Linked DNA regions of Homo sapiens: region 1 is linked to region 2. Evidence: chromatin loops called from intact Hi-C (ENCODE). Cell type or tissue: B cell. All regions are shown on one strand. Each heading gives the region's core, and the rest is flanking DNA. Links, peaks and the distances in the headings are about the cores only.

Region 1 (12,663 bases), core at 5,348-9,347, 55 kb before region 2:
CACATTCTTTATTCCTGGAGAGTATCTCTACTGAATCCCTGCTTGCTTTCCTTCCTCAGTAATATGAACTTGGTGACCTAGAGTCACTATCATTCTCAAATCAGCCAGCTCTTACTTCCTGTCCTCTGGATTCCATTATGGCCCTTCTTGCTCTTCTTTCACCAAGTCCCACCAAAATAACAAAGCCAGAAAAAAAGCCCTAAAGCCCAGAGCCTCCAAGTATTCCAAAAGCTGTGCTACCCTCAAACTTAGCTTAGCTGCTTTCACCTGAATAGGTGGGTGGAGCAAAGGAAGGATGTCTGCTTCAGGGTACAGTATTGTTCTGCCTGTTCCCAGTCTTTTCCTGTTTCTAGTAAGTATACATTGTTGTCATTGTTCGGCCTGTGCAGCATTTCCACAGTGCTCCATAGCCCATCTGTCCATCCCTTCTCCACAGTGCTTTATGCTTTCCAAGATTCCACCCAAAGAAGGCTGTGGGAAAGATGGTGAATTTGAGGTTAATTCATTGTTCCATGCTCTGCAGTAACTTCTAGAAATATCCTTGTTTACCTTACTAGAAATTGAATTCCAATCATAATTTTGGTGATAATCCTTGTGCAAGAAGGAAATGTTTCTTCAAGGTAATTTCCTCGTCTTAGAAGGAAAGGTTAATACCACCAAAATATAGACTTCTTTCTCTCATATTTTCAATTTGTTGTTTGATATTTTCAAAAGAAAAAAGACTGAAATGAAAGTATCCTGAGGAGTTGGGGTTTCATAAAAGCAGTGGCATGTGAATATGTATACACTGCTGCCAATAGTGTAGCCCTAATTAAGCACTTCAGTTCACAAACTGTGACCACTAAACTTTCTGTTGTTCTTTAGAACCTATTTTCTTGTCCAGAGAACTAAAGTGGATTACAGTATCCCCTGAACCACCTACTTTTGAACGTTGGTATTACTTAAAATAATTTTTTTTAATTATTTTGAGATGGAGTCTTGCTCTGTCGCCTAGGCTAGAGTGCAATGGTGCAATCTCGGCTCACTGCAACCTCCGCCTCCCGGGTTCAAGCCATTCCCCTGCCTCAGCCTCTGAAGTAGCTTGGATTATAGGCACACGCCACCAAGCCTGGCTATATTTTGTATTTTTAGTAGAGATGGGGTTTCACCATGTTGGCCAGGCTGGTCTCAAATTCCTGATCTCAGGTGATTCACCTGCCTCGGCCTCCCAAAGTGCTGGGATTACAGGCGTGGGCCACCGGGCCCGGCCTACTTAAAATAATTTTACCTCAGACTTCAAACGGTAAAAGGAGGTCATATGCTATGGAGGGGGGGAGAAGCCTAAGATTTTAAGGCAAATAACAGTTCGCACACTTATTAGGTACATAATTTGTGCACAAAGTGCATACTCTGTCCACACATCATCCATAATGCCTCCTTTTAGGGCACAAAGTGAGGAACCAGGCTTTAGTTGCATTAGGGACAATTGATTTAACCATGTCTCTTAGCCCAGGAATCATTAAGCAGGACCTAAAATACAGGATCTATAGTCATTTGTCCTTTACCACGGTGGCATCAAATTATGCACGGTGAATAGACCAGGAAAAGGTGCAATATTCAGAATATTTAATTGATAAGGTACATGCACTGACCAATCAGAATGGATGTCACTGCATGTATCAGTTTATACTGACCTGTCAGAACACAGATGCCTCTCAAACTCAACATGACCCAAATTAAATTAATTGTTCTCCCAATCCTATCTCCAAACCTTACCCTCCTCTATTCCCTATGTGTGATCATATTGTCCCCATCTGAGACATTAATTACCTGAAGCTCAGCGAAGTTGATGTCTGACCTGAGTATTAAATGAGGTAACACTTGTGGCATGTGACTCACAACAAGCACTCAGTAAATGTGAGTTTATTTTCTTATTGCCTGAAACAATTCTTACATAGTCCTATCATTCTGACCTCTTGACTTCTCCCACTGATCTTTCCCCACTGAAACTCCTTTTCATCCTTATACTGATTTCCAGTTCCTCAGCACATATGTGTTCTCTCGATCCATCAGCCCATTCAAAGCCTCACTTGCCTCCTTTCTGGCCTGCAGTCACTTAAATGGTAGACTAACTTCAATGGTATACTAACTAGCACCTTAAAACTTTTTCTGCCTTGGCCCTGTTCAAGCTCTAAATAGCCCTTTCTGGTGGCCTATACTATTTCTAAATTGATAAATATTGACAAAGAAGCATCACAGAACCTACTCTATTTCCTGGTATTCCCATCTCAGTGAATGGCAGACCTACACATAGTCAAAAATCTGGGAGTCATTTTTAACTTCTCTCTCACTCACCTCCCATATCCAGTTTGTCATCAAATCCTGTTGAATCAACTTCAAAACGTCTCTCAAAACTAACCCTTCTTCTCCATTCCCACAGCATTTGCTTTTTTGTTTTGGAAGCCATATCTTGCAAGATCACTGCAGTGTTTTCCTAATCAGTCTTTCTGACCTCAGCTTCAGTCCTTCCATTACAGCCTTTATATTGCTGCTTCACAAAGAGTAATCTTATTAAAGCTGGCCATACCAATTGCTGAAAATTCATCAATGTCTATCTATTATCTATAAAGATAGTACAAGGTACCAATCAAAACATACAAAGTCTTCTGTGATTTGGCATCCTCCCTTTTTATATTTCCCTACAGGAGTGCCTCTGTATCCATGTGGGATATGTACCAAGACCCCCAGTGGATGCCTGAAACCATGGATAGTACCAAACTTCATACATACTATGTTTTACTTTTCTCGTTCTGAGAACTGAGAAAGCTGTTAAGCAACTAGGATGCAGGTAGCGTGCACAGCATGGATAAGCTGGGCAAAGAGATGATTCACATCCCAGGAAGGATAGAGTGGGATGGTGCAAGATTTCATCACACCACTCCAAACAGTATGCAATTTAAAACTTATGAATTTTTTATTACTGGAATTTTCCACTTAATATTTTCAGACCATGGTTGACCATGAGAACTGAAACTGCCCAAAGTAAAACTGGATAACAAGGGATTACTGCACATCTCTCTCTCTCTCTCTCGCCCTATATGCTTCAGATTTATGGAACTGATTACAAGTTCTTGAACTAAGCCAAATTATATCATTACTCTTTGTCTTGGTTATCATGTGTCCTCTGTATAAAATATGCCAAGTCTGCAGTCTACCCAAGTCCAATTTTTATCTTTTAAGACAGATCCAAACATTCCTTAAGCCATACCCCTCTTTGCCTCTGTAGATATATGATTGCCTTCTTTGTAACCTCACTATATCCTTAATATGTTTATCTCCTAGAACTGATAACATTTATATGCTCTTATTTATATTGCTGCCTGTCCTTACTATTACAATGTGAGACAAAGTACGGGACCAGGACAAAAGTTATAGGGAGGCAATTTCAGCTTAACCTAAGCATGAGTTTTTTAATAATAAAAACTCAGGTTGTTTCTAGGTATGCATCTAAGTTTCCTTTAAAAAATGTAAAACAATGAGGCATGTGGTCTTCAAAGACATCCTCCTGAAGACTTCACTATGATGAAAGTGCTCAAAAATTTCAAACTGGTTGTGGCTACTTTCACCAAAACTCATCAAACTTAAAATGGGTGAATTTTATGGTACATAAACTATACTTTTCAATAACAAAAAAAGAAATCAGAAAACATGTGCTGGCATACATTTCCTCCTGATGAGATTTTTGTAAAGAAAATAACGAGTATACACAAAATTTTTAAAAGAAGGTTACCTGTTCTTTGAAATGCAGCCTTTTCCACACTAATTGTTAAAAGACGGAAAAACATCAACTTGTACATATGTCTGTATGTCTGCAGAAGGGAAACTAGAAACCATAGTGGTGAGATCTTCCAAATACAAATATTGGATAATGTTCCCTACATTTTTCATAGTTAAGAGGGTAATTGAAAAGCCACAAAACGGAAATACTACTTATATGGGATTGAGGACAAATCAAAATGAGAATGGAAACACAGAAGGCAAGGAGAAAAAGGAGAGGGAAAGACAGAAACATGTCTGTGTGTCTATCTTTCTACATGTATATCTATATATATATAGAGAGAGAGAGAATGTAAGAGAGAGTGAGAAAGCAAAGCAGAATGCCCCCTTTGAACCACTCCAACCATCAGATCATCAATGCCTTCTACCATGGAAGGACAGCCCATAATTATAACGTAGACCAAAAAAACCCAGCCAATCCAGCACAAATAATAGTCATCTCTGGAAAATGATAGAGCTCTCCTTGTCCTTACTATATAAAGAGGCTCCTGGACTGGTGCAATTCCCTTCCAAAAGGTCTCCCTGCTTCTACTCTCGTCTCCCACAATTTCAACTCTACTTAGCAGTGCAAGTGATCTTAAAACATAAATCAAATAATATCTCCCCCTTTCTTTATACCTTCCAATGGCTACCCTTTAACATTCAGAATAAAATTTAAGTCAACTTTAGCCAGTACACATAATAAAAGTGCATTCACAAGCAAGACGGCGGAATAGGAGTTTCCAGTGCTAATTTTCTCACAAAACATCCATTTGAACAATTATCTATGCATGAAAATACAATTACAAGAGATAGGGAAGTCACTGAGAGATTATAGCACTTTTGTGGAGCACACACACACACACACACGAAGGATGCATTGCAAGGGGTAGAAAGGACAGTTAACTCTACCTACATTTAAAAAGGAAAAAAGAATGAAGATAAAATAAATAAAATTATAAATAAAACTAATTACTACTGATACCACAAAAATTCCAAGGAACAATTAAATGCTAACAAATTGAAGAGCAAAGAAGAAATGAATACATTCCCAGACATACATTTACCAAGACTGAATGTACCTTGACATAATAAAGGCATATATAGCAAGCCCACAACTAACATCATACCCAACGGTGAAAAGCTGAAGACTTTTTCTCTAAGATTAGAAACAAGACAAGGTGTTCACTTCTGCTACCACTATTCATTCAACACAGTATAGAAGTCCTAGCCAGAGCAAGTAGACAAGACAAAGAAATAAAAGCCATCAAAATCATAAAGTAAAAAGTAGAATTGTCTCTGTTGGCAGATGACCTATCTTATACATAAAAATCTCTAAATACTCCACCAAATAAACTCTAAGACATAATAAACAAATTCAGTAAAGTTCAGGATACAAAATCAACATAGAAAATCAATTGCATTTTGGTACACTAAGAACAAATTCTGAAAGAGACATTAAGAATTATAATAATGACAAAAAGTATAAATTCTTTAGGAATAAACTTAACTGAGTGGGTGAAAGACCTGTACACCAAAAACTATGAAACACTGATGAAAGAAATTGAAGATGACACAAATAAATGGAAAGATATCCCATGTCCATAGATTAGAATTAATATTGTTAAAATGTCAGTACAACTCAATCTAATGATTCAATGCAATCCCTATGAAAATTCCAAAGGCACTTTTCACAGAAACACAAAAACAAAATCCTAAAGTTCATATGAAACCACAAAACATGCCGAACTGCCAAAGGAATCAGAAAACATGGGGTGTGTGTGTGTGTGTGTGTACACAAATGGACTACTAGTTAGCCTTAAAAATAAAGTTATTTGTGACAACGTAGATAAAAGTGGAGGTCATTATGCTAAGTAAAAGTGAAAAAAGCAAGCCACAAAACGAATACTGCATGATCTCACTTATATGTGAAATCTAAAAAAGTCAAACTCATAGAATCATAGAGAAGAATGGTGGTAATCAGGAGCTGGGGGAAATGGGACGATATTGAGTAAAAAGAACAAAGTTTCAGTTATGCACTATGAATAAGTTCCAGAGATCTAATGAACAGCATTGTGACATTGTTCATCATACTGTAATGTGTACTCAAAATCTGCTAAAAGAACAGATATTAAATATTCTCACTACCAAAAAAGGTAACTATGTGAAGTGATATGTTAATTAGCTTGATTGTGGTAATCATTTCACAATGTATAGATATATGAAAATATGAATACATGTTTTTTTGTTTTTTTGAGTCGGAGTTTCACTCTTGTTGCCCAGGCTGGAGTGCAATGGCGTGATCTCAGCTCACCGCAACTTCCACCTCCCAGGTTCAAGCGATTCTCCTGCCTCAGCCTCCCGAGTAGCTGGGATTACAGGCATGCACCACCATGCCTGGCTAATTTTATATTTTTAGTAGAGATGGTGTTTCTCCACGTTGGTCAGGCTGGTCTCAAACTCCTGACCTCAGGTGATCCGCCCGCCTCAGCCTCCCAAAGTGCCGGGATTACAGGCGTAAGCCACCGCGCCTGGCCATGAATACATTTTTATGTGTTAATTATACCTCAATTTTTTTTTAAAAAAGTCAGCCATTCCCTTCATCAAAAGAGGCCTATTATACAAATGAGGACACAAGGGGTCCTGCATGATATAATGTATTGGCCAAATTCTGCCACCTGTTCTTGTAGTGCCTGCAAGGTAATAACGGTTTTAAAATTTTTTAATGATTAAAAATTTCAAAAGAAAAACACTATTTTGCGAAACATGAGAATTATATAAAATTCAAATTTCAGTGTTCATAAAGTTTCATGCAAACACACAAAGTGCATCTGCCCTATGCTGAAAGGATAAAAGTCCCAATATGTGGAATGAGGATGAAATTCGGGACTTTAGTAAAAGTCCCAAAGTGTAGATTGAGGAGAGACATTTAAAATCAAATAAAGAAATTTATTAATAAATGCATATTTTATTATACATTCCTTATTTGTTAAAAGATCCTTCTTACCTTTCTGAATTCCTCTCCTACTCTTCCCCTTGTTCACCACATTTGCATTACCCTTAAATCCTCCCAACATGCCAAATGCATTCTCTCTTCAGGGTCTTGCACTTATCTTCCTTCCTGGAACACTATCCCTGCTCCAAACTTTTGTCTTTGTTGGTTCCTTTTTATCTTTTAGATCTCAACTCAAATGTAATCATCTCACAGAGGCCAGACCACCCTGTGTGGCCTCCTCTAGTCATCCTTTTTCACTATATCCTACGTTTCCTTCATAACACATTTTACAGTTTGTATCATACTGATTGTTTTTTCATTAATTTTCTGTTTATCAGAATGTAATCCCATTTACAATAGCTACAAATATAATTTTTAAACCTAGGAATTAATCCAACCGAAGAAATGAAAGACCTCTATAATGAAAACTGTAAAACACTGAGGAAAGAAATCAAAGAGGACACAAAAACTTGCAATGATATTCTATGTTCATGGATTGGAAGAATCAATATTATTAAAATGTTCACACTACCCAAAGGTAGTCTGCAGATTAAATGCAATCTCTACAAAAATGCTAATGACATTCTTTACAGAAAGCTTGTTTGTCTTCACTTACTAGACTATAATATCTGTAAAGGCAGAAGCCAAGTATGTCTTATTCATTGCAGTTCTCCAGCACCTAGTTAAGTACCTGGCACATAATATGTGGTAATAAATATGGATTAAATGAATAAGTAAATACTACTCATCAGAATGCTTTTCAGCAAATATTTATTTATCTGAAGGTTTATGTTAATACATGTATTTATTTTTATAAATGACCAAACACAGTGTATTCAATCTTCTTTGTGAAAAATTAATAAAGAAATGATCCTAGCTACCCTGCACCTACACTATCTCTATTTTTTCCTTATTATTGTTTATTATTGGATCCTCATACTCCAGTATGCAATGCTTGACATATATAATAAAATTTTGATAAATATGGGCTGGAATATTTTTTTTCAAAATTCTACAACTCTTTTTCTATTTCTGTTTCAACTTTTATTTTAGGTTTGGAGGTACATGTGCAGGTTTGCTAAGTGAGTAAATAGCATGTCACTGTGATTTGATGTGCAATGAGGCAGTGAGCATAGTACCCAACAGGTAGTTTTTTGACCCTCAACCTCCTCCCACCCTCTCTCTCAAGTAGGTTCTGGTGTCTACAATTCCCTTCTTTTTATCCATGTGTACTCAATTCCTCATAAGCTCCCACTTACGAAAGAGAATATGTGGTATTTGGTTTTCTGTTCCTGTATTAATTCACTTAAAATAATGGCCTCCAGCTGCATCCATGTTGCTGAAATGAACATTGTTTTGTATTTTATGCCTGTGTACTATTCCATGGTGTATATGTACCATATTTTATTTATCCAGACCACCGTTGATGAGCATCTAGGTTGATTTCAAGTCTTTGCTATTGTGAATACTGCTGCTATGAACAAACAACTGCAGGTGTCTTTATGGTAGAACAATTCGTGTTCTTTTGGGTGTATATCCAGAAATGATACTGCTGACTTGAATGGTATTTCTGTCTTTGAGAATTCTTCAAACTACATTCCACAGTGGCTGAACTAATTTACACTTCCACCAACAGTGTATAAGCATTCCCTTTTCTCCAAAATCTAATAAACTTTTGTTATTTTCTGACTTTTAAATAGCCATTCTGACTGGTGTAAGATGTTATCACATGGTGGTTTTGATTTTTATTTCTCTAATAATCAGTGACGTTGAGAATTTTTCATATGCTTGTTGATAGCATGTATGTCCTCTTTTGAGAGGTATCTGTTCATGTCTTATGCCCATTTTTAATGGGGTTGTTTTTTCTTGTTAATTTAAGTTCCTTATGGATTCTGGATATTAGATCTTTGTCAAATGCATAGTTTGCAAATAACTTCTCCCATTTTGTAGGTTGACTGTTTACTCTGTGATCATTTCTTTTGCTAGGTAGAACCTCTTTAATTTAATTACTTCCCACTTGTCAATTTATGTTTTTGTTGATATTGCTTTTGGAGTCTTTGACATGAAATCGTTGCCATGGCCTATGTCCAAAATAGTATGTCTTAGGTTTTCTTCTAGGGTTTATACAGCTTTAGGGCTTACATTTGAGTCTCTAATCCATCTTGAGTTGATTTTGTATATGAAAAAAGACAAGAGTCCAGTTTCAATCTTCTGCTTATGGCTAGCCAGTTATGCTATCACCACTACTTGAAAAGGTTATTCATTGTTTGTTATTGAAATTTTGTTGAAGATCAAATGATTGCAGGTGTGTGGCTTTGTTTCTAGGTTCCCTAATCTGCTCCATTGGTCTGTTTCTGTTTTTGTATCAGTACCATGGTGTTTTAATTACTGTATTCTTGTAGTACAGTTGGAAGTCAAGTAGTGTGATGCCTCTGGCTTTGCTTCTTTTGCTTAGAATTCCTTTGGCTATTCAGGTTCTTTGTTGGTTCAATATGACTCTTGGAATAGTTTTTCCAAATTCTGTGAAAAGTAACCTTGTTAGTTTCATAGAAATAGAATTCGATCTGTAAATTGCTTTGGGCAGTATGGTTATTTTAACAATATAGATTTTTCCTATCCATGAGTATGAAATGTTTTCCATTTCATTGTGTTGTCTCTGATATCCTTCAGCAGTTTTTCTGTAATTTAAAATTTTTATGGGTACATAGCAGATGTATATATTTAAAAGGTACATGAAATATTCTGATAAAGAAAGCCAATGCATAACTATCACATCAGGGTAAATGTAGTATTCATCACCTCAAGCATTTATCCTCTGTGTTACAAAGAATCCAGTTATACTCTTGTCATTATTTTAAAACATAAAATTAAATCATTATTGACTATGATCACCCTCATGCTGTCAAATCCTACATCTTATTCTTTCTATTTGTTGTACTCATGAAACATCCTCACACCCCTCTCCAATGCCCCACTACCCTTTCAAGCTTCTTGTAACCATACTTCCACTCTCTATCTCCATGAATTCTATTGCTTTTATTTTTAGCTCCCACAAATAACTGAGAACATGCAAAGTTTGTCTTTTCATGCCTGGCTTATTTCACTGAAAATAATGACCTCCAATTCCATCCATTTTATTGCCAACGACAAGACTTTTTTATGGCTGAATGATACACTATTGTGTATATGTACCACATTTTCTTTATCCATTCATCTGTTGACAGACACTTAGGTTGCTTAAAAATCTTGGCTAATGTAAATAATTCTGCAATAAACATGAGAGTGCAGATATCTCTTTGATATACTGATTTCCTTTCTTTTGGGTATATATCTAGAAGTGGGATTGCTGGATTTTATGGATTTTATGGAGAACCAAATGGTTCTCCATAATGGTTATACTAATTTACATTCCCATCAACAGTGTGTAAGGGTGCCCTTTTGTCCATATCCTCACCAGCATTTATTTCCTGTCTTTTAAATAAAAGCTATTTTAATGGAAGTGAGATGATACCTCATTATAGTTTTGATTTGCGTTTTTCTGATGGTAAATGACATTGAGCACCTTTTCATATGCTTGTCTGTCATTTGTATGTCTTCTTTTGGGAAATGTCTATTCAAATCTTTTTCCCATGTTTTGATCAGATTATTAGATTTTTTTTCCTATAGAGTTGTTTGAGCTCCTTATTATGCTGGTTATTAATCCCTTGTCATATGGGAAGTTTGCAAATATTTTATCTCATTTTGTGGGTTGTCTCTTCATTTCGTTGATTGTTTCCTTTGCTGTACAGCTTTTTAAATTGATGTAATCTATTTTTCCATTTTTGTTTTAGATGCATGTTTTTGTGGGGTATTACTCAAAAAATCTTTGCCACTCTAATGTTCTGGGGAGTTTCCTCAATGTTTTCTTGTACTAGTTTCATAGTTTGAGGTCTTAGATTTAAGTCGTTAATCAATTTTGATTTGATTTTTGTGTATGGCAAGAGATAAGGGTATAGTTTTTTGAGTCTGCTTATAAATATCCAGCTTTGCCAGCACAATTTATTGAAGAGACTGTCCTTTCCTCAATGTATGTTCTTGGCTTTTGTCAAAAATGAGTTCACTGTAAATGCATTAATTTATTTTTGAATTCTCCATTCTGTTCCATTTGTGCTATGTGCCTATTTTTATGCCAGTACCATGTTGTTTTGCTTACTACAGCTCTGCAGTGTAATTTTAAGTATGGTAGTGTGATTCCTCCAGTTTTCTTCTTTTTGCTCAGGATGACTTTGGCTATTCTAGGTCTGTTGTGACTCCATATAAATTTTATGATTTTTGTTCTATTTTTGTAAAGAATGTCATTAGCATTTTCGTAGAGATTGCATTTAATCTGCAGACTACCTTTGGGTAGTGTGAACATTTTAACAATGTTGATTCTTCCAATCCATGAACATAGAATATCATTGCAAGTTTTTGTGTCCTCTTCAATTTCTTTCCTCAGTGTTTTACAGTTTTCATTATAGAGATCTTTCATTTCTTTGGTTGGATTAATTCCTAGGTTTAAAAATTATATTTTTAGCTATGGTAAATGGGATTACATTCTTGATTTCTTTTTGAGATTGTTTGCTAGTGGCATATAGAAGTCCTACTGATGATTGCATGTTGATTTGATCTCTTACAACTTTGCTGAATTTACCCATTGTAATAGTTTTTTCGTGGTGTCTTTAGGTTTTTCCAAATATAAGATCATATCATCTGCAAACAAAAACAGTTTGACATCTTCCTTTCCAATTTGGATGCCCTGTATTTCTCCAGCCTGACTGCTCTAGCTAGGACTTGCAGTACTACGTTGAATAACAGTGGTGAAAACAGGTATCCGTGTGTTTCTGATCTTAAAGGTTTTGGTTTTTCCCTACTTATTATGATACTGGTTGTGAATCTGTTGTATTTGACTTTTATTACATTGTGGTCTGTTTGTTCTATACCCAGATTTTGTTGAGGGTTTTTATAATGAAGGGATGTTGAATTTTATCAAATTTTTTTTTCAGCATCAATTGAGATGATCATATGGTTTTTGTCCTTCATTCTTTTGCTATAGTGTATCACATTGATTGATTTATACATGTTAAAACAGTCTTGACCCCTTGGAATAAATCCACTTAATCATGATGAATGATCTTTTTAACGTATTACTGAATTTGGTTTGCTAGTTAATGTTGTTGAGGATTTTCAATTCAATGTTCATCAGAGAAATTGACTTGGAGTTTTTTTAATGTGTTTTTGTCTGGCTTTGATATGAGAGTAATACTGGCCTCATAGAATGAGTTTGAAAGTATTCCATCCTTTATTTTCTGGAATAGTTTCAGTAGAAATAATATGAGTGCTTCTTTAAATGTTTGGTACAATTCAGCAGCACAGTCATTGAGTCATCAGATTTTCTTTGTGGGGAGACTTTTAAATGCAGCTTTGATCTCATTACTTATTACTGGTCTGTTCAGGTTTTGAATTTTCTCAATGTAGATACGTTGTATGTTTCTAAGAATTTATCAATTTTTTATAGATTTTACAATTTATTGGTGTATAATTGTTTATATTAGCCTGTAATGTTTCTTTGGATTTCTGTGAAATGAATTGTAATGTCTGCTTTTAAATCTCTAATTTTATTTATTTGGGTCTTCTCTCTTTTTCACTTAGTAAGTCTGGCTAGAGGTTTGTCAGTTTTATCTTTTAAAAAACCACAACTTTTTGTTTCATTGATCTTTTGTGTTGTTTCTTCATTTCATTTTCATGTATTTCCGCTCTTTGTTATCTCTTCTACTAATTTTGGGTTCGGTTTGCTCTTGCCCTCCTAGTTCTTCAAGATGCATCATTAAATTGTTTATTTGAAGTATTTCTTT
Region 2 (12,663 bases), core at 5,132-9,131:
TCACTTTTTTTTTAGGGTTGTCTATCGGTATGTCTGAGCATGTGATCTGGCTTTGGAAGCTTCAACTGAACTATAATTCAAATTTGATTAATTAAATATCTAGTCTCTTTAGCCCTTGAGTTACAAAAAAAAATTGGGCTGCTTAATTATAAAGTACACTCCATGTTCCTAAAATTGCAAAAATGCTGTATTTATTCAGAGTCAAGTTTTAGTAGACTTCCTGACTACATTAACAGCAGGCTAAGGATATTTTTTAAAGGTATCATACAGTATATTTTAGTTTTAAAATACCCTAGGGCCTGATCCCAAGTGTTAGCCCCCATATGCAAAGTAAATTATCATATTCCCAACAAATACGAAAGTAAATATGTAAGAGAATGAATGGCAAGTGGGAAATTGAGTGCGTGAGTAAATACACAGACTAGTGTAATCAGGAAGTCTACTAAAAATTGACTCTGAATAAATAAAGCATTTTTGCAATTTTAGAAACATGGAGAGTACTTTATAATTAAGCAGCCCAATTCCTATCTGTAAATACACAGATAGGAAGCATGGAAAGACAGGGAGATGTATGGAAAGACAGGGAGATGTTATAGATTTACAAGGACAATCTTGGCTCAGCTCCCTAGTGCCTACGGCTTTCCTCTAAAGTTTCCTCAGAATCATAGGATTTGAATAGGGGGCATCCTAAAGGGCATCAGTGTCACAGGTATGCAAAATACTTTTTACAGCTTATCCTTATCTCTAACTACTCACACAGCAGAATCTGTGCTTCATCCAAACTTGTCTACTCAGAGGTTACACATCATGACCACAAATATTATCAACTTTCTACTAAGTGTCAGACCATGTACTAGGCACCAAGAATATGGTGCTAAAATAACTAAAGGAGTATAATTGGACTGTTTATAACACAAAGGATAATGCTTGATAGGATGAATACCCAATTTTCCATGATGTGATTATTACGTATTGCATGTCTGTACCAAAATATCTCATGTACCCCATAAATATACACACCTACTATGTACCCACAAGAATTTAAAAATGTTTTTAAAAGGCAGACATATTTCCTGTCTTCATGGAACTTATAGTCTAGCAGGCTGACTTTGGACCATCCCTTATCCCCACAAAAATTGCCAATCTCTCCTTTCTGCCCTTGATAAAATTTCATCTTCAAAAATGTAGCTCAAGCCTTTCCACCTCCTTGAGGTCTTTTCCAACCATCTTGTCCACTCTAATTGGTTTTAAATCTGGATTCCTGGAGCACCAGGTATCTTCCCTTCATGTTGGGCATTCTTCATTGCCTTGTATACCTATTTCTTTATGGGCCTCACCCACCGAATTGGATCATAAATATGTTTACAGCACAGATCAAGCCATATTCATCCCTTACCCTAGTGCTTGGCATGGTGCCTGGCATGTAGTAAATGCAACAGATGGTATTGTTGCTGCTGCTCCTAGTTAAGACAGTATAATATGTAGTGTGTGTGTGCGTGTGTGTGTGTGTGCATGCGTGTGTAGTGACAGAAATCCATGGCCTTTCATGCATTTGCACCCTTACATGTATTGCCCCCTTACCCTTTTGTCTGGTTAATACATAGGCTTCTTTCAAAAACAAGTGAAATGTTACCTCCTTTCCGAACTAAACTGTTAGCTCCTTGATGGCAGGGACCATAGTTTATTTACGGTAGAACACTTGGAGTACAAAAGTTGCTAAAAAAAAAAAAAAAAAAAAAATGAAACCACCAGGCCGGGTGTGGTGGCTCACGCCTGCAATCCCAACACTTTGGGAGGCTGAAGCAGGCGGATCACCTGAGGTCAGCAGTTTGAGACCAGCCTGGCCAACATGGGGAAACCCCATCTATACTAAAAAAAAAAAAAAAAAATTAGCTGGGCGTGGTGGCAGATGCCTGTAATCCCAGCTACTAGTGAGGCTGAGGCAGGAGAATCAATTGAACCCGGGAGGCGGAGGTTGCAATGAGCAGAGATGGCGCCACTGAGCTCCAGCCTGGGAGACAGAGCGAGGCTCCCTCACAAAAAAAAAAAAAAAAAAAAAAAAGCAAAAAACAAAACAAAACAAAAAAAAAACCACCACGAAACCACCAATCCTCCACATAATAATAGGAGAGACTTCAGTCACTTTGTTCCACTAGGAAATTTGCTGACACTGATTTTCACATGTGCTTTCACCCGATTCTTCCTGTTTGTGTTACAAAATCCCCAGGTATTTGAGTATCAAATGAAGTAATAATAAAGTCTCTGGCATTAAGTAGATGCTCTATAAAAGCCCTCTTCCTCTATGTTCATTCATTGCATGAAGAAATATTGACTGCCTAACATGTGCCATGCACTATTTTATGCTCTGGGAAAAAAATGCATCAAACAATAACAAACAAAAATCCAAGCCTTCATGAACCTTACATTCCAATAAGGGGAAATAGGCAATAAACAAAATAAATACATAATGGTCATAAACTGTCACATTTAAGAAAAAAAATGAAACACGCAATAAAGATTAATTAAGAATGTCAGGGCCGGGCGCAGTGGCTCAAGCCTGTAATCCCAGCACTTTTGGAGGCTGAGGCGGGCAGATCAGGAGGTCAGGAAATCGAGACCATCCTGCCTAACATAGTGAAACCCGGTCTCTACTAAAAAATAAAAATAAAAATAAATTAGCCAGGTGTGGTGGTGGGCACCTGTAGTCTTAGCTACTCGGGAGGCTGAGGCAGGAGAATGGCGTGAACCTGGGAGGCGGAGCTTGCAGTGAGCTGAGATCGCGCCACTGCACTCCAGCCTGGGCGACAGAGCGAGACTCGTCTCAAAAAAAAATGTTAGGGGTGCGTGGGGCTGAATTATTTTGTATAGAACCGTCAAGGAAGGCTTCTCTGAAGAGACAATATTTGAATAGAAATCTGAATGAAGACAGGGAGTAAGCCATGAAAATATCTGGGGTAAAGGGAAGAGTGTTAGAGTATAAGTGAAGGCAAAAGTCTTGTGGCAGGCATGTGTTTAGCATGATTAAGGAACATCAAGAAGGGCTTTTAGATGAGACCATAAGTATTTGCTGAATCCAAACCCATTTGCACACTATACATGAATGTTCTATGATGTACAGATATATATATATACATACACACAAATATATATGTGTATATACAGATATACACACACACACACACACACACACACACACACACACACACGTGGATCTTTAAGTGTTATGGGTTAAATTGTGACCCACCAAAAGATATGTTGAAGTATTAACCCTCGGTAACTGTGAATGAGGTTTATGAGAATTTTATACCAACAGAAACACTGCCAGTCTGGGCTGAAAAAGACAGAGATGAGAAAAACGCAGGAAGAATAATTTCTTGTTTCCTTTAGTTAGTTTTTTTTTTAATTTCCAACATTTATTTTAAGTTCAGAGGTACATGTGCAGGACATGCAGGCTTCTTACGTAGGTAAATGTGTGCCATGATGGCTTGCTGCACAGACCATCCTATCACCTAGGTATTAAGCCCAGGATTCATTCAATATTCTTCTGGATGGTCTCCCTCCTCCCACCCCTCACCTTCTGACAGCCCTTAGTGTGTGTTATTCCCCACCCCCCACCCATGTGTCCAGGTGTTTTCATCATTCAGCTCCCACTTATAAGTGATAACATGTGGTATTTGATTTTCTTTTTCTGTGTTAACTCGCTGAGGATAATGGCTTCCAACTCCATCCATGTCCCTGCAAAGGACGTGATCTTATCTCTTTTTATAGCTGCATAGTATTCCATGGTGTATATGTACCACATTTTCTTTATCCAGTCTATCATTGATGGGCATTTGGGTTGATTCCATGTCTTTGCTATTGTGAATAGTGCTGCAATGAACATATGCATACATATATCTTTATAAAATAATGATTTCTATTTCTCTGGGTATATACTCAGTAATGGGATTGCTAAGTCAAATAGTATTTCTGCCTCTACATCTTTGAGGAATCGCCACACTGTCTTCCACAATGGTTGAACTAATTTCCACTCCCACCAACAGTGCAAAAGAGTTTCATTTTCTCTAAAATCTCACCAGCATCTGTTGTTTCTGGACTTTTTAATAATAGGCATCCTGACTGGTGTGAGATGGTATCTCACTGTGGTTTCGATTTCCATTTCTCTAATGATCAGAGTGATATTGAGCTTTTTTTCATATGTTTGTTGGCCACATGTATATCCTCTTTTGAGAAGTGTCTATTCATGGCCTTTGCCCATTTTTTAATGGGATTTTTTCTTTCTTTCGATTTTATTTTAAGTTCCAGGATATGTGTGCAGGACGTGCAGGTTTGTTACATAGGTAAAAGTGTTCCATAGTGGTTTGCTGCACCTATCAACCCATCACATAGGTATTAAGCCCCACATGCATTAGCTATTTATCTTGATGCTCTCCCTCCCCCTGCTGTCCCCCTGACAGGTCCCAGCGTGTGTTGTTCCCCTCCCTGTATCCATGCATTTTCATTGTTCACCTCCCATTATAAGTGAGAACACGCAGTGTTTGGTTTTCCGTTCCTGTGTTAGTTTGCTGAGGATAATGGCTTCCAGCTCCATCCATGTCCTACAAAGGACAAGATCTCATTCCTTTTTATGGCTGCATAGTATTCCATTGTGTAATGTAGCATATTTCTTTATCCAGTCTATCACTGATGGATATTTCGGTTGATTCCATGTCTTTGCTATTGTGAATAGTGCTGCAATGAACATACGTATGCATGTATTTTTACAATACAGTGATTTATATTTCTTTGGGTATATACCCAGTAATGGGATTGCTGAGTCAAATGGTATTTCTGCTGCTAGGTCTTTGAGGAATTGCCACACTGTCTTCCACAATGGTTGAACTAATTTACATTCCCACCAACAGTGTAAAAGCATTCCTATTTCTCCACAGCTTTGCCAGCATCTGTTGTTTCTTGACTTTTTAATAATCATCATTCTGACTGGCATGAGATGTTATCTCATTGTGATTTTGATTTGTATTTCTCCAATGATGAATGATGTTGAGTTTGTTTTTGATATGTATGTTGGCCACATAAATGTCTTCTTTTGAGAAGTGTCTATTCATGTCCTTTACCCACTTTATAATGGGGTTTTTTTATTCTTGTACATTTGTTTAAATTCCTTATAGATTCTGGATATTAGAACCTTGTCTGAAGGATAGATTGCAAAAATTTTCTCCTATTCTGTAGGTTGTCTCTTCACTCTGATGAGAGTTTCTTTTGCTGTACAGAAGCTCTTTAGTTTAATTAGATCCCATTTGTCAATTTTTGCTTTCGTAGCATTGCTTTTGATGTTTTTGTCATGAAATCTTTGCCCATGCCTATGCCCTGAATGGTATTGCCTAGATTTTCTTCTAGAGTTTTTATAATTTTGGGTTTTAGAACAAAGCTGGAGGCATCATGCTACCTGACTGCAAACAATACTACAGCCGATAGTAACCAAAACAGCATGGTACCCATACAAAAACAGATACATAGATCAATGGAACATAATAGAGATCTCAGAAATAAGGTCACACATCTACAACCATCTTATCTTCGACAAACCTGGCAAAAACAAGCAACTGGGAAAGGATTCCCTATTAAATTAATGATGCTGGGAAAACTGGCTAGCCACATGCAGAAAATTAAAACTGGACCCCTTCCTTACACCTGATACAAAAATTGACTCAAGATGAATTAATGGGATTTTTTCTTATAAATTTAAGTTCCTTGTATATGCTGAATATTAGACCTTTGTCAGATGCATAGTTTGAAAGTATTTTCTCCAGTTCTGTAGGTTGTCTGTTCATTCTGATTATAGTTACTTTTTCTGTGCAGAAGCTCTTTAATTAGATCCCATTTCTCAATTTTTGCTTTTGTTGCAATTGCTTTTGGCGGCTTCATCATGAAATGGTTGCCTGTGTCTATGTTCTGAACGGTATTGCCTTGATTCTCTTCTACTAGGAATTTTATAGTTTGGGGTTTTACTTTTAAGTTTAGATGTCTAGCATGGCCGAGTAAGTTTTCTTTGATTATTCCCTCAAATATGTTTTTCAAACTTTTATATTTCTCTTCATCATCAGGAACACCAATTATTCTTAGGTTTGGATATTTAACATAGTCCCAAACTTCTTGGAGGCTTTGTTCATTTTTTAAAATTCTTTTTTCTTTGTCTTTGATGGACTGGGTTAATTCAAAAGTCTTGTCTTCGAGCTCTGAAGTTCTTTCTGCTTGTTTGATTTTATTGCTGAGATTTTCCACTGCATTTTGCATTTCTCTAAGTGTGTCCTTGATTTCCAGAAGCTGTGATTGTTTTTTATTTATGCTATGTATTTCACTGAAGAATTTTCCTTTCCTATCCTGTATCATGTTTTTGATTTACTTAAGTTGGACTTCACCTTTTTCTATTGCCTCCTTGATTAGCTTAATGACAGACATTCTGAATTCTTTTTCTCGCAGTTCAAAGATTTCGTCATGGTTTGGATCCATTGCTGGTGAGCTGGCAGGATATTTTGGGTATGTTAAAGATCCTTGTTTTGTCATATTACCAGAATTGTTTTTTTTGTATCCTTCTCATTTGGGTAGACCATGTCAGAGGGAAGATCTGGAATTCAAGGGCTGTTGATCAGATTATTTTGTCCCACGGGGTGCTCCCTTGATGTGGTGTTTTCCCCCTTCCCCTAGGAATGGGGCTTCCTACAGTACAGAGGAACTGTAGTAATTGTTTTTGCTCTTCTAGGTCTAGCCACCCGGGGGAGCTACCATGCTCTGAGCTGGTACTGGGGAGTTTCTGCAAAGACTCCTGTGATATGATTCATCTTCAGGTCTTGTAGCCGTGGATACCAGCATCTGCTCTGGTGGAGGTAGCAGGGAAGTGAAGTGGACTTGGTGCAGGTCCTTGGTTGTGTTTTTGTTTAGTGGGCTGGTTTTGTGTTGGTTGGCCTCCAGCCAGGAAGTGGTGCTTTCAAGAGTGCAATAGCTGCAGTCCTATAGGGAGGAGGCAAACTTGCCCTAGAGACACCTGGTTAAGTATTCAGGTTTCTCAGGCAGCAGGCAGGGCCACAGAGCTCCCAAAATATTATGACCTTTGCCTTCAGCTAGCAGGTAGAGAAAGACCACCAGGTGGGGGCAGAGATAGGCATGTCTGAGCTCAGCCTATCCTTGGGCCGGGCTTGCTGTGGCTGCTGTAGGGGCTGGGGTGTGGTTCCCTGTCTAATGGTGTTATATTCCCGGGGGATTATGGCTGCTTCTGCTGAGTCATACAGGTAGCCAGGGAAGTGCGGGACACCTGGCAGTCACAGGCCTCACCCAGCTCTCACACAGCCTGCAATCCTAAAAGCGGGTTTCACTTCCCCCATGCCCCCGCCAACATCACTGAGTCTATTTCGAGGCAGCCGGTGACCAGGGCTGAGAACTCGCCCCAGACCACGAACCTCCCTGTTGAGAGAGCAAGCAGGCTCACAGTTTTTCAGTGTCTCAGGAGTTTGCAGCGGTAATCCAGTTCCTTCAAAGGATCTCTGGATTTTCTTGGCTTTCCTGGTGTGTTCCTGTGGTAGTTCTTGGGAGCAAAAGTTCACGAAGTGAGTCTCCACACACTGCTCTATCAGTCTGACCAGGAGCTGCAAGCTAGTCATGCCTTCTATCCACCCTCTTAATCTGAAAACTCCATTGTATTTTGGGAGCAGCTAACTTTTTTTCTAGGTTTCACAGGTCCACAGAAGAGAGAAATTTTGCCCCAGGATGGACCACACCCTGAGTCTCATCCTTCCTTACGCAGATGAAGTAGAAGATGAGTTTTGGGACTCTTTGAGTTGATTAAATTTAGGTGAGATTTTTAAGACTTAGAATTGATGCCGGAATGGGTTAGAACTTTTGGAGATGTTGTGATAGAGTGAATGTGTTTTGCCCATGGGAAGGGCATAAATTTTGGAGGGCCAAAGGAAGACCATTTTGGGTGGTAATGTGACCTTTAAAATGATATGTTGAAGTCCTAGCCATCAGTACTTGTGAATGTGACATTATTTGAAAATAAAGTCTTTGCAAATGTAATCAAGATGAAATCATTAAGGTGGCCCTAATTCATTATGACTGGTGTCCTTATAAAGAAGAGGAAAGTGACAAGTGAAGACACACACACACACACACACACGGACACGCTCATATACACACAGACATAGCCATGTGAAGAGAGAGACAGAAATTAGAGTTATACTGCCACAAGCCAAGGAATATCTGGACTTACCAGAAGCTGAAAGAGACCAGGAAGGATTCTTTCTAGAGGTTTTCGATGGAGCATGGCCTTGCCAATACTTTTATTTTTTATTTCAGATTTCTAGCCTCAAGAACTGTGAGAGAATAAATTTCTGCTGTTTTAAGGCACCCATTTTGTGGTACATTTTACAGCATCAGAAAACAAATATGCCAAGTATTCATTTGTGTGGAGATATATCTTTATGAGTTTGCATGTATCAGGATTGGATGGCAATTTCTGAATGAGCATGTATATCTCTGTCTGGGTACCTATATGCATGATCTACATATAGTTGACCAGGAACATGAAAAATGATGTATAATCTGCCAGAAAGTCTCAAGATAGGTAGATAATTTCCCCAAACTCATTGATTGACTTATTCCCTCAACAAGTATTCACTGGGTTCCTTCTATGTTCTAGGCACTGGGGACAATCATGATTAAGATATCCTTAGACTGCTGAGTCTAGTGCTATGGGAACCCAGAGGTAGAAACAACTTCCTTTATCTACTTACTTTCTGGGGCTCCTGTTATCTCTCTAATCTTATTTCCATTCAAGGAAAGATAGTGAGAAGTTGAATTACTAAATAATACAAGAATACTTATAAAAGAGAGTTGCGACATTTGAGACTGTCCCCTTCCTAATTTATGTGTTTAAAAGCAGCATGATCTAGTACTTAAAGGCAAGGGCTCTGGTGTTAATTTTGTGTTGAGATCCCAGACGACAAATGCTAGCTGTGTGACTGAAAGCAAGTTATTTAGTTAACTTCTCTAATTCTATATTTCTTCATTTGTTAAAAGAAAAGGTGGCGGAGCAATAATATTTCATAGAATTGTACTGAAGAGTCAACAAAATAATCTTTATACAGGGCTAACACAGTTCTGGGCACTCAGAAGCCAGCCCTCTTCTGACCCTTGAATACTCAAGAAAAAGCTCTTTTGCTTGAGTACTTTTTCCACTATATGAGTGTACTGTTTCCTGCTAGCAGAAGAGTGAGTAGATGACAGGGTGTGAAATACAAATTTAAGATTCCCAAGGTCACTCTCTATTTAAACCCACACAGTTTATAAGGATGATATTTCCTGACTTTATTTTGAATTAAAACGGGATAACTTTAACACACCATCATGACCATTTTAGTATGTAGGCCTTGTCGAGAATTTAGAATAGTGTCTTGCACTTAGTAATTGCTCAATAAATGTTAATTATTATTGCTATTTGTGATAAATACTGCCTTCACCTGCCAACTAAAGAATTGGATAAAGGAGACAGGGGATCCAAAGTAAGAAACCCATATTCATTTTATTGGAACTTGAACTGACTTTATCAAAGAGGAAAGGGAAAGAAAACAATGTTTGCCTAGATTCCAAATGCTCCAAGTGAAATTACTCTTCCTAGGAAGTTGCTTCATTTTGGCTCTGGGTTCTTCCCATTTCACTTTGAAAAATGTAGACTCTCACTCTGGAAATAAGCAACTCTTAGCTTGAGGAAGTCAGAACAATTCTATTCTATTTATAAAAAGCAAAGCAGATTCCAGAGGAGGCAGCAAGACTTGAGCAGGGAGATTGGATTCCTTTGGAAAAAATCTATCCCAAGATCTTGAAAGTGGATAGTTTCAGCCAGATCAGCTTACTTTGGCATTTTGGAGGGTAGAAGAAGCTTCTCTCTCAACATTGTCTAAGGTTAGCAATCTCTGGAAGCCAACCTCTGACAACAGCTCTAAGGAAACTTTGCTGAGAGCAAAACTTCAAATATCAACTGCTACTTCAGTAAGGAGTGTCAGGAAGGGAACTTTAAAGTCACTGAAAAAAAATCATTGATACAAGAAGTATCCAAAGCCTTAGCAGGGAAGCATAAACCTTGGAAAGTTCCTGGGAGTAAGGGGACCCACAAACGGGAAACACAGTTAGTTAATCACTGTCACTATGTGTAGTTCTAAAGCCCAGGCATTACATTTATAAATGCAACTCTTGCTAATTCTCTAGGCCTGGGCACATTGGTATCAGCTGCTCTCCCCATGACTTCCCTCTTTTCCATCCATGCCTGTTACCCTTTGAGAATGCACTCACCAGCCTTTAGATCATTATGATGATTAATAAGATAAATTTAAGCCACTGAAGGAAGCCCTTTGGACTTCAAAGTGCAAAAAGAAAATTGGAGAAGGCTATTATGGCAATTTTGGCCTCAAATTGCTTTATACAGTAGTAGGAATAGATTCACTACAGGAAAGGACTAGGCCACTGGGAGCACAGTCAACCCTACATATTCTCAAAATAGCAGGACGTAGCCTGGCAAGCATATCAAGTAGGCCAGGGCTACGGGCAGTGAAACTTCCAAGAGAACACAAGAAGTTACTACAAAGTGGGTAGGGCCAAAATAATATTTCGTACAGGGGACACATTTGGAAATATCTGCTCTGTACATAGTGACCACCTTATAACTCCTCTTTGATTAGCAAAGGTGTTCCAATAGCTTATATTACATGACCCTAGCTTCCTGATCAGAGCTGGTTTATCTAGGTATAAGTAGCTGGCTCAAGCCTGGTCAATCGGTGAGTGTCCACTTCCTTGTGATTTGGGAATTGGAACAAACAGAACCAGTACCTGTTCATGTGACTGAACTGTAACTTATAAACTCGAGAGATGAGGGAGCTATCTCTTGCTCACTAGGTAATATAATTTGCTAAGAGAGAAGAAATAAGCAGATATGCCAAGGGAAGCATATATAAGACATAGAAAGAAAATCACCTTAGGTTGCTGACAACTTCCCATTTCCAAAACCCAGTCCACTCCTAAGATCCAGTCACATTGCTCTTGTGTTTAAGCTAGCTTCAGCTGGTTTACACCCTTTGCAACCAAAGGATATTAATGAATAAATAACATGTATAAAGGGGAAGCTGCTGCTTCAGCTTGTGTTAAGTGTCACCATGAGGCAGTATAGGCCCAGTGATGCCACACATTTCAAGTTTTTCAAGAAAACTGTGAGCTTATTTTATGTGAAATCATCTGCCTTTTACACACTGGCAATTAATTCAAATTTTGAAAAGAACATGGCTCAAGGCAAGTACATCTGTGGCCTGAATGTGACTTGTGAACCCTTGAGTTGTGACCTCGGTCAGCAAAATCTGTCTTACATGTTACTTCTTAGATCTTTCATCTATTTTTATCTTTTTCATATGTACCCATTTGTACATTGCATTACACTGCTTAACAGGACCCACAGTTACTGACTCACTTTGATTCTATTTCCTTTTTTGGTCTTACTGACTAGTTAGTTCAATATTTCATAATGATTAAAAATGTAGATTGTATAGCCAAACTATCTGCGTTCAAATTCAAATTCTACAAATTATTAGCAGAGTATTCCCAGTTTCTTTACAGCTATTGTCAGAGGTTTGGGGTACTGGAGTTTCCCCATTTATCAAATGGATATAGTAAATTCAATGCTTAGAGTAGTACTTGGTACATTTATTGCTGTATTATTAAAATTATTATTATTGCTTTGACTACTCTGACTAGTAATCATTTCTACCAGTCCAGACTCCCACAAAGTACCAGTCTCATCCCTTCTCCCTGATCAACAATGATTTTTGAGTCCTAAGGTTTCTGTCTACCTTCTGGTCCCAGTAATTTTTCTGGTCTTCATTGACTGACCCTCAGTGAAAAAAATCCCTCTAATTTCTGTGTACAGTACTGAAAGCAGCTGTTTATGCAATCTCTAATGTTTTGAATAGTAAAGAATAGCTTTCGGGTATAGTGTTCCTCATATCGTGCTTATAAAAAATAAGAGACTCTTATTTATGGTTGATTCCTGGGTTGTGCCTACTTTTCCAGTCTTTTTTCCTGCCACCAACTTATGTGTCAGCCATAATGAAACACTATTTCCTGAACATAGCATATCTCTGGTGTCTCCATTGATTTATACATAATGTTCCTTCCATCTGCCATGCTCCTTCTTTCTCAACTTGTGTATGTTGAAAACTCCTATTTATCCTTCAAGACTCAAATATCATCTCCTCTAGCAAGTCTTCTCTGACCGTCTAACCCCACAAATCACCCACATTTTACTTGCTCATATTAATAACTTTCTCACTTGGCAAGTTTGCCAAAACTCCTCTCCTGAAGTTGACTCAACTTTCCTCTAACCCTCAGTGTCCTTATCTAAAAAGTGAGCATAACTATTGTGAATTTTCTTAGTATGGTCCATGGCATATATTAAGTAATCAAGAAATGTTAGATGTTAGCTAGAGTTTTGTCTGTCTCCCAGCTGAGCTCCAGGGCAAGACTGAGGTCTCAGATTTTTGTATACCCAGGCTGTAGCACAGAGCTGACTACATAGAGGGTTCTCATGGCATATATATTGAACAAATAAATGGGATGAATAACTGAATG

Evidence for each region. A loop is a pair of places that touch in the nucleus more often than their neighbours do. Peaks named below come from ENCODE experiments on the same cell type or tissue, not always from the same donor. Only the 100,000 strongest peaks of a DNase experiment are listed, where the experiment ranks them.
Region 1: it touches region 2 in a loop (2.0-fold over the local background); 1 of 110 quality-filtered maps calls a loop at or near these places.

The regions. Positions count from the first base shown.
Region 1 is chrX:55,969,497-55,982,159 of GRCh38, reverse strand. It overlaps a transcript of KLF8 not described here. Among named protein-coding and RNA genes, the nearest start is that of KLF8, 260 kb to the left of the region's middle. In B cell, for the core only: no CTCF peak of the experiment used is centred there; no DNase peak of the experiment used is centred there.
Region 2 is chrX:55,914,249-55,926,911 of GRCh38, reverse strand. It overlaps a transcript of KLF8 not described here. Among named protein-coding and RNA genes, the nearest start is that of RRAGB, 200 kb to the right of the region's middle. RefSeq lists enhancers at 7,021-7,270, 6,722-7,921. In B cell, for the core only: no CTCF peak of the experiment used is centred there; a DNase peak (open chromatin) is centred at 7,321; H3K4me3 peaks cover 314 bases; H3K27ac peaks cover 486 bases.